2 separate regions of the Homo sapiens genome follow, and region 2 is linked to region 1. The links are chromatin contacts, found by Hi-C or POLR2A ChIA-PET in ENCODE. All regions are on one chromosome and are shown on one strand. Each heading gives the region's core, a stretch centred on a gene start or an enhancer-like site at or near the end of the contact. The rest is flanking DNA. Distances are from core to core; before and after follow the strand shown.

Region 1 (4,838 bases), core at 1,330-3,829:
CACTTACAGAGCTGTCTCCTATATGGCAGGTATAACACACATTTTCAGGAATGCTTATAACCACTCACAAAATAGGTACTGATAAACCCAATTTTATAAATGAGGATGCTGAAGCCTATCCAAAGACAACTAGCTATTAAGTGATAGAGTCAAAATTTAAACCAAGGTTTGTCTGGTTCTGGATCCTAGATGGTTTCCAATTTATCATAGCGCTCCTCGGTATAAGTGGGAGGTGTGGGGAGACATAATGTGAGAGGTATGGTATACAGGAGAGGTACGGGGCTTGGGTGATTGCAGAGGAAGAAACTAAGCATAGCCTGGACTAGGGATGGGCATGACAGGGTCAAAGAAAGCGTCCCAAGAGCCTCATCACGGCAGAGAAAAAAGGGAGGGAAAGTCTAGGCTAAGAGATTGCAGCTAGGAAAGAGGCTTGGTTCACTGGACATGATACTGAAGAGGCCGTGTGTTATCATGGAAGAGCCTTTGACATAAGCAGAGAATCAAATCTTAGCTCAGCCTCATGCAGTTTGCTTATTGCTTTGCCTAACTTCTACTTCCATTTCCATTAGCAAAAAAGAAAGAAAAAGCCATTTGTTCCTAGTCACCTCTTCTTCTCCTATAAATGTTGGTATCCCTACAGATTCTGAACGATGTCCTTTTCTCCCTTCTCAGATTCTTACTCGATGATTTCTCCTATCCTGCCACGACTTCAATTACCTTTATATGCCAGAAACTCTAAAATCTGAATCTCCTGCCAAGATCACCTTCCATCCAATTACTCAACCTCTCTCATGTACTTGAATACTGCCAAGTCAGAACCCATCAACTTTCCCTTGTCTCAAACCTGCATTTTCTGTTCCCTATCTCAGCATCATCCAGTAGGCCATACAGGCCAGAAATCTTACAGCCATTCCTAAATTCTCCCTGATCCTCCAGATCTAGCCAATAGCAGTAGTAATAACAACAACAGTAATCAAATAGCTGTAGTAATAATAACAGTAATTATAAGAGCTACCATTTATTAGCTATTTACTACATGCCAATACTGACTGAGCTAAGTACTTTACACATTCAGCCCATTTAATACTCACAACAACCCATGAGGTAAACACGAAGATTATCCCAATTTTACAAAAAAAAAAAAAAAACAAAAAAAAAAACACCACTGGCAGAGAACATACTGATTGTTTGCCTTCATAAATCTCATTTTAATCCTCCATTTCCCACTGCCACTACTCTAGTCAAGGCTATCCTCATCTCTTGCATCAGCCTCCCTTTCTCCATTCTGGCCCCACTACAGATCATTCTCCACAGAGCAACCAGAGTAATCTCTTTAAAATGTAATCAAGATTACTCCCAAGCTTAAAATTCACGAATGGCTTCCAACCTCATTTAGAAAAAAAGTTAAGGTGGTCTGCTTACCTACACTATGTCTCTCACTAAGTGATGTGCTCTATGAAGACCAGACCTTGTCTTATACTCATCTCTGGCACCCAGGGTTCCTCAGGGTATCCAGCACACAGCAAGTGCTCAGCACTACTCTCTCCTCAGTCTCACCCATTCACTCACCTTTAGTTACCATTTTTACTCCGATGTTCCTCACTTTATATTTAACTCCATACTAAACAGTTGACTCTTAAAGTCACCTCAAATTTAATGTGTCCCAAATAGGTTTAATTCCGCCTCCTTTCCCATCTCCTGATCTCATCTACTCCTGCACTACCCCCGCCCCCAAAATAACGGTTCCAACAATTAATTAATCTTCTTCATCTTGGTGTAAATGGGACAACCCTCTATTCCAATCAAAAACTTAAGAAACAATCTTAATTTGTCCCTTTAAACTCATATCCAAAGCCTTAATCAAGCCTTATCAATCCTACCTCCAAAATGGGTTCCCAAATATCTGTGCTCAGTCTCATTTCTGGACATCTGCTACTGTCCCCTATGCTTGAGAAGCTTCTTGCTTTCTCCTTAGCATGGCTAACCAGATCTCAGCTTTGGTCATATTTGCCAGGAACCCTTCCCTGACCTTCCAACCTAGTTTGAGTGCCTCTCCTGTGTGCGTCCCCTATAACAACCCGGGTCACACTGCACTGCCAATTCCCCATGGACATGAGTTCCCACAGGGAAATGTCTGTGTCAGTCTTAGTTTGCCATATCCCACAGAGCTTAGCACAGTGCTCTGCACGGAGCGGAACTCAGGCACTGTAGTTGAGTGAGTGAACGAATGAACAGATATGCAGGTGATGACAAACTCTACAGGTACAGAAGGAAGACAGCTGAATCTGAGGAAGCGCTAGGATACGTGTCGCGGGGGCTATCGCGTGGTTTTCGCCTGCCAGAAACAGGATCTACGTCTCCCAGAAGAACGCCCCAGCGAAAGTCCGGAAGGTCACTTACCGGCCTCGGAGCTGAACCGGCGGCGTGGCAGCCCCATCTCGAAAGAGCAAGGTAGCGGTTGGAGCAGGCCACCGTGCCAGGGCTGGATTCGAGCCCGGAAACAGACCCGTTCCACGCCCGGAGAACTCCTCAAGAGGCTCCACAGCAATACAGTTGTTCCGAGGGGCGCCATGATTATCAGAAGCCACTTGCGCCGGAAGTGGTTGGGAGGGATTCCGAGTCACACCCAGTTCTTGCAGCACTCTGGGAAATGTAGTCTAGTTAAAGGCGGAAAGGGCCGGAAGTCTTCCGGGCCCTTATAGATTGTTTCTTCTAAACTACTTATTCACAAGTAGACGGTGTTTATGTCCTTCCCTATGCATAAAGTTAAAACTTACACCTTTTTCCCTATATGCTCTTTTTCCTACCCGTTTCCATCGTTCTAAATAACAAATTTCCGGCCAGGCGCCGTGGCTCACGCCTGTAATCCCAGCAGTCTGGGAGGCCAAGGCGGGCGGATCACCTGAGGTCAGGAGTTCGAGATTAGCCTGGCCAACATGGTGAAACCCCCGTCTCTACTAAAAATATAAAAATTAGCCAAGCATGGTGGCGGGCGCCTGTACCAGGAGAATCGCTTGAACCGAGGAGGCAAAGGTTGCATTGAGCCAAGATCGTGCCATTGCACTCCAGCCTGAGCAACAAAGCAAGACTCCATCTCAAATAAACAAACAAACAAACACTCTAGCCTGGGTGACAGAGTGAGACTCTTGTCTCAAATAAATACATAATTTATGTATTCCACTTCCTGCCCAAACCTTCTCCCCCATCCTCAGGTTTAAATCCAACTACTTCTTAAATTTCTCCATCCACACTGCTCACATGCACCCTAAATCTAACTCCTGACTCCAAGCCCTGATTACCACCACCACCACTGCCACTGCCAATTCATACACCTGATTCTCTGTCTCAACACTTATTCCTTTCCTTTATAGCCCATTTTATAATCTGTTATTTTGCTCTTTATCTGCTTATTTCTTTTTCTCACCCCATGAACACAGTGACTCTACATATTTTATTGCAATATCACCTAGCCTAGTACATCTACGTGCACAGCAAACTTTTGTTGAATAAATGAATGAATGATTAAATGATTCTTTACATTTTTTCCAGCTATCCAGGATGTGCAGGTCTTATCCTTCTCTAGACTATAGATTGGTGCCTGTGCTAAGCACTTATCCCAAGGCCTGGGAAAACAGGGTGTTAGTAAACTCTTGTTTGACTTAGCTGGATGAATAGACTCACCTTCCAGCCTCAGCTATTTTCCCCCAACTTAGCATTAATATTAACAGTGCTGTTTATGAACTCATTCCCTATTTGGGAGGGGAAGGGAGAGCACTAGGCTTGGTGCCTATTTAGGCAAGTCTGCTGCCCTGCACTTCCCAATGCTTACACCTACATGATAGCAGGTGTCAGAGACTAGTGGCAGGATGAATGCAGGTGTCTCCCAGCCCATGCCTTTTCTCTGAAAATGAACCCTCTACTTTCTTCCCATAGCTGAGGGAGCAGGCCTCAGTGGCTATGTTTTTCCTGTAAACATCCTCCTGGACACAGCTGATTGGACACTTAGTGCAGGATGAATGAATCCATTGGCTGCTGTATTAGCATTAGTTTCCTGTGGCTGCTATAACAAACTACCACAAATATTATGGTTTAAAATAACAAAAATGTATTCTTTCACAATTCCGCATGAGAAATCTGAAATCAGTATTACTGAGCTGAAATCAAGGGAGCTCTGCTCCCCTTAGAGTCTATCTCTGGAGAAGAATCTGCCCCTTGTCTCTTCCAGTTTCTGATGACTGTAAACATTCCTTTGCCTGTGGCTGCATCATTTCAATCTCTGCCTCCATCTTCACATCAGCTTCTCTTCTTCTATTTGTGCCAAATCTTCCTCTGTTTTCTTCTTATAAGGATGTATGTGATTGCATAATCACTGACCCACCCTGATAATCCAAGATAATCCCCATTTTAAAATCTTTAACTTAATCACATCTGCAAAGACCATGTTTCCATATAAGGTAACATCCACAAGTTCCATGGATTAGAGTGCAGTTATACTTGGGAGGAAGTATGGGGGCATTCTTCAGCCTACCCCAGATGACCAGGCACCAAGCAGATTTTTTCTCAATAATTCAAACTATGAGACATAGAATAGTCGACGGTGGAAGCTTGAAGTGAATAACTAAGTATTTAGGGTTTGGGCTGAAGCAGCCTTTTTCAGCAATGTGCTCACTGATGAGTGAGCAGGGAAAAGCCACTCTGCAGAGAGAGGCAGGAAAATGGAGCAGATCCTCAGAAGCAGAGATGGGAGAATATGTACGGAGAGAGATGGAGAAAGGTGGTGTCTTGGCCAGAGAGCTTCCCACTTTCCTTTCAATGACCTCTTTTACTTGGGGTACAGT
Region 2 (4,838 bases), core at 1,559-4,058, 2.0 Mb before region 1:
GCAGGGACATGGATGAAGCTGGAAGCCATCATTCTCAGCAAACTAACACAGGAACAGAAAACCAAACACTGCATGTTCTCATTCATAAGTGGGAGTTGAACGATGAAAACACATGGACACAAGGAAGGGAACAACACACACTGGAGCCTGTCGGCGGTGGGGACAAGGGGAGGGAGAGCATTAGGACAAATACCTAATGTATGCGGGGCTTAAAACCTAGATGACAGGTTGATAGGTGCAGCAAACCACCATGGCACATGTATACCTATGTAACAAACCTGCACATTCTGTACATGTATCCTGGAACTTAAAGTAAAATAAATAAATAAATAAAAGTTTGCAAAAATACAATGAAAATAAAAGAGGTGTTTTCCAGAAAAAAAGGTCTAGTTCAGCTACGAACTCAAGCACAGAACTGCTTTTCCTCAGGACATAATACCTTGGTGTGCAGCAGACTTGCTTTATGCGCACTTCCCATTTGTCACACAAAATATTTAAACGTCATGTAATCAAGGCTCAAAATGGAGTAAAATGAATACTCTTTACAGCTTCATTAAGGACATTAAGTGGAACTGGCTTTCCCATCCCCTTCCCCTACAAGTATACTGGTGAAAAATACAGTAACTGCCAATATAGTTTGGTGCCACTGCCTTGAATCACACCAAGGTTCCAGCAGTTTTACCTATGATTTTAAACGTAAATGTCACTACAGTGAAAAATGCAAATAAAACTTAGTATTATTGTGAAAACAGTTTTGACCTTGCAGATTCCCTAAAAGGATCTCAGGGATCTCCAAAGGTCTACCCAGGTAGGAAATGTGGTAACATGGAGCAACATGGGAGAAGGGACAGGCACCTCTGGGAAGCCTGTACTTCATGAAACTGTCTGTCAGAAGACACTCAGTTACCAGTGGTTGTAGCTCCCTAGGAGCGGTTGTGATGCAGGACAGGAGAGCCACAAAATGTGGCTTTTTCCTTGGCTTTGCCCAGTAAAGAATTCAAGGGCTAGCTGGTGGCAGGGTAGCCGAAAACAGCTTGATTGAAGTGGCAGTGTTACAGCTCCATGACTGATCCTGCAGAGCAGGACTACCCCATAGGCAGAGAGTAGCTGCTCAGGGCAGTTCTATGGTCATATTTATACCTATTTTTAATTGCATGCAGATTAAGTGTTGGTTTATGCAGAATTTTCTAGGAAAAGGGGAGTAACTTCTGCGTCATCGGGTCATTGCCATGGAAAGAGGCGGGAACTCCCGGGTGTAGCCATGGTTACGGTAAACTGACATGGCACACTGGTGGACATGTCTTATGGAAAGTTGTTTCTGCCTCATCCTTGTTTTAGTTCATCCAGTTACGTCTATTTCTCGACAGGTCCTCTAAGTGGCTCTAAAGGGGAAAGGTGAAAATATGCCATGGGGCCCATTGCTAGGGTCTGAGGGATAAGGCTGGGAGTGGAGGAAGTGAGGAAGAAGGCCGGCCACCTACAGAACTCAGGCATTTGAGAAGATAAGCTGGATGAGCCCAGGCCACAGGAAAATTATCTTCTTGGGAACAGAGGTGGCAGATCAGGAGCCACAGATCTCCCCGCCACCCCCCAGCTACTGTCCACGCCTGTCTCCACCGCCTGAAGCCCCTCCTCCGACAGCCACAGCCAGAAGTAGAAGAGCTGTGGAACTCACATGTAGGGCTCTGTGGGTTTGGCTCTTAGAGTCAAGATGGTCACCGCCTCCAAGCGGCAGATAAGCAATGCAGGACTGGAGATAAGGGCGAGGGACAGACCATCTAGCCACCAGCCTCTACCCCCTAGAGACACCAAGAGGTGGGCAGAGAGCAAGTACTGGCCACAGGCAAAGCCAGAGCAGGCAGAGGGAGTGTATAGAACACCCTTGACATAAGTAACTCCATCTTAGCAAAAGACTCCACTTTACGTTTCAAAAGGCATCATGCCAACAGAGTCCCGATGTTCGCCTAACCAAAAAAGAGTGTATCCAACCAAATACGGGCATAAACAGGCACACTCCTTCACTATCAGTCGTCACCAGAAGACCCCCGTGGCCATAAAAAGAGCAGGACTTCTCTAGCTCTAAATGGCCGTCTTAACAGACCCTATCTTGCTGTCGCCCATGATAAACACCCGGCATCTGCTGCCTAAGGCTTTGCCCACATCAAAGACTCTTCCTTGCAAGACATTGAGGCCAGGACACCTTGTCTCTCCTGGGACTAGTTTGTTAACCCCTTTTCCTATCTATCTCCTTTGCTCTTGATGTTAAATGTTACCCTGCTTGATGTGGAATATTTAATCTACAACATTTAACATGTTGACTAAGTAGACTATTTTGTATGCTTTGCAATACTGACTTGGTGTAGTGGCTGAAGCCTGTGTGCCTATGGCTCTGACTACGGAGTGAGCGAGTGAGCGGGTAGTGTTAGGGGAATTGCCTCCTTGGGAACTCCATGTAGCTCCTGGCTTTTATGACTGGAATAGCATCAGTAAAAGTCTCACCTGGCGGAAAGACACAAACGTGGTGGACCTGGTTCTGTCTGACCCTCCTTGCTCGACTCAACGACAGAGAATGAGCTGGGAATAAGGGCAATGCACAGCCAACAGCGGAAGGGCTGTGGCCAGGCCCCTTCCTTCCTAAGTCCGGGTTTCTCTGGCTCACGAACGACCCCTGGAGGTAGACACCCGGCGACACCGCCCACCGGTCTATCCCTTCAGAAACCCTGTTCCCTGCCCGGTTGGCCCGCCTTCCGCTTTCGAAAGCAGAGGCAGTTCCGGGGTGGGAACCGCGCGGAGCTTTCTGGGAAATGTAGTCCTTGTCAAGAGGCTTCTGGGAGTCGTAGTCCCTACCTGTTCTTCCGGCGCACGGCCTTTCCGTTTTCCTGTTGCGGGTTCTATCGCTCTGCGGCGTGGGAAAGAGGCGTGCGCGTCCTTGCGTGGTCCTGCTTCGACCTGTGGTCTCTCTGGCTTCTGGTCGGGTGGGGAAGGTTTATGGGGTGGAACGTGAGAGACAGGCTTGGGCACTTTTGCGTCTGGCAGTTAGGCAGCAGGTGGTAGTTTCCATGATGGGGACGCAGGGGCAGCGCCAAAGGGCCCCAGAGAACGAGGCATCCAAGGGGGAAGGGGTGTGGGATACGAGCCGACTGAGGGGAGACGCGCCCAAAGCCGGGGACCTCACTACCCCAGAGTCGACCTTGAAAGAGCCCTCGAGTCAGACTGAGGAGATGGGCAGTATCCTCCGACAATGGAAAGCCGTTGTTCGCTTCAGGGGAGACGCGCTGTGACCCAAAAGTCATTTTACCGTCATCACTATTGCTGCAGTTCATTCAGAAGGGTTTTGGGGGAGGCCATTGAAGGCTGAGCAGCAGCCCAGGGAGAGTTGATGGGGGCTGATGGTGGGAGTGGCAGCATGGATTCAGTGGATGATGAGGGATCAGGGAGTGGGGCGAGTTGAGGATTCCCAGTTTTCTGGTGTGGGCTGTAGGCCTGTCTGCAGATACTCTCACCTAGTGGAATTCTTTTCCGTAACCTGTCTTAACTTAATGAGAGGCTTGATGGGTAAATGGTTAAAGATGCACGTGCACATCCCTTCACCAAACCATTCAGATGCTCACACTAAACCCAAAGGCCACTCGTTCACTTATGCACACAGCTCAGTTATACCTACCCTTGTGAACACACCGGTATGTAGTACACACAGCCACATAACAATTCATGATCACATACTCCTGGCATCAAACAAAGGGTAAATATATCCATCTCAGTTTAAACGGCCTCTGCTATCTTGGGCGAAGTGTGACCTCCACACAAGAAGGACCCAGGTTGACTTCCTCAGTCCTCTCTGGAAACTTCAAACAGCTCAGCCTTTATCCTTTCTCTTGGCTACATCCACCTCCTCTAAGGTCCTCTGACTCTTCCTAGTCATCTTCTGCCACTCTGGCTTGATGGGAGGGAGATAGAAATGGGCTTGAATTCAGACAAGGGCTTTGCTTATCTGAAATGTGTTTGCTGAGGTTCTTATTCCCAGAGCAGTAGCTCTGAACATAATATTTCGTGTGTGCTGAATTCTGTTGAGAATCCAAAGAAAGTTGTGAACCCTCTTCCTGGATAAACACACATCTTTACATCCACACTGTTTTGAAAGCAAAATTGAAACCCATATGTCGGGCCCTGGTTAAGAACCTCACCAGAAGATCAGAACATCAGTTTCCTGATTGCCCTCTGTCTTAGCTCATTCAGGCTGCTCTAACAAAATACCTTAGACTAGGTAATTTATAAGTAACAGAAATATATTGTTTACAGTTTTGGAGGCAAGGAAGTCCAAGATCAAGGACTGGACTGGTGAAGGCTTACTCTCTGCTTCAAAGATGATGCTTGGGGCTGGGCGCGGTGGCTCACGCCTGTAATCCCAGCACTTTGGGAGGCCAAGGCAGACGGATCACGAGGTCAGGAGATCGAGACCATCCTGGCTAGCACGGTGAAACCCTGTCTCTACTAAAAATAAAAAAAAAAATTGGCCGGGCATGGTGGCAGGTGCCTGTGGTCCCAGCTACTTGGGAGGCTGAGGCAGAAGAATGGCATGAACCCGGGAGGCAGAGCTTATAGTGAGCCGAGATCAAGCCACTGCACTCCAGCCTGGGCGACAGAGCGAGACTGTCTCAAAAAAAAAAAAAAAGATGGTGCCTTGTAGCTGTGTCCTCACATGGTGGAAGGGCCAAAGGGCCAAGTTAGCTCCCTTCAATTCCAACTCCTTTTATAAGGCCACTAAGCCCATTCCTGAGGCAGAGCCTTCATGAATTAATCACTTCCCCAAAGGTCCCATCTCTTAATACTATCACATT

Evidence for each region. Hi-C counts contacts between places; a loop is a spot of excess contacts on that map. ChIA-PET counts read pairs that join two places held with the same protein, here RNA polymerase II (POLR2A). Pooled maps may share reads with other maps.
Region 2: a loop to region 1 is called in a pooled map, with 10 times the contacts of the local background. The contact joins the enhancer-like site here to the promoter of MRPS22 in region 1. A Hi-C loop is called at or near these places in 5 of 50 pooled maps. POLR2A ChIA-PET finds 5 or more read pairs at or near these places in 2 of 52 experiments (GM12878 and MCF 10A).

What each region holds. Positions count from the first base shown.
Region 1 is chr3:139,341,761-139,346,598 of GRCh38, reverse strand. It overlaps MRPS22 (mitochondrial ribosomal protein S22), which reads right to left and starts at 2,579. Exons shown (of 8, transcript NM_020191.4): 1 at 2,401-2,579. The coding sequence starts at 2,572. RefSeq lists enhancers at 1,972-2,091, 2,102-2,201, 2,178-2,472, 2,432-2,521.
Region 2 is chr3:141,309,766-141,314,603 of GRCh38, reverse strand. It overlaps LOC124909441 (a long non-coding RNA gene), which reads right to left. Exons shown (of 4, transcript XR_007096119.1): 3 at 2,848-2,967. Among named protein-coding and RNA genes, the nearest start is that of ZBTB38, 56 kb to the left of the region's middle. RefSeq lists an enhancer at 2,775-2,964. Within about 2 kb of position 2,808, at least 29 of the 41 ENCODE cell types and tissues checked have a DNase peak (open chromatin) inside an H3K27ac peak, as active enhancers do; they include GM12878, where a contact is called at or near this core.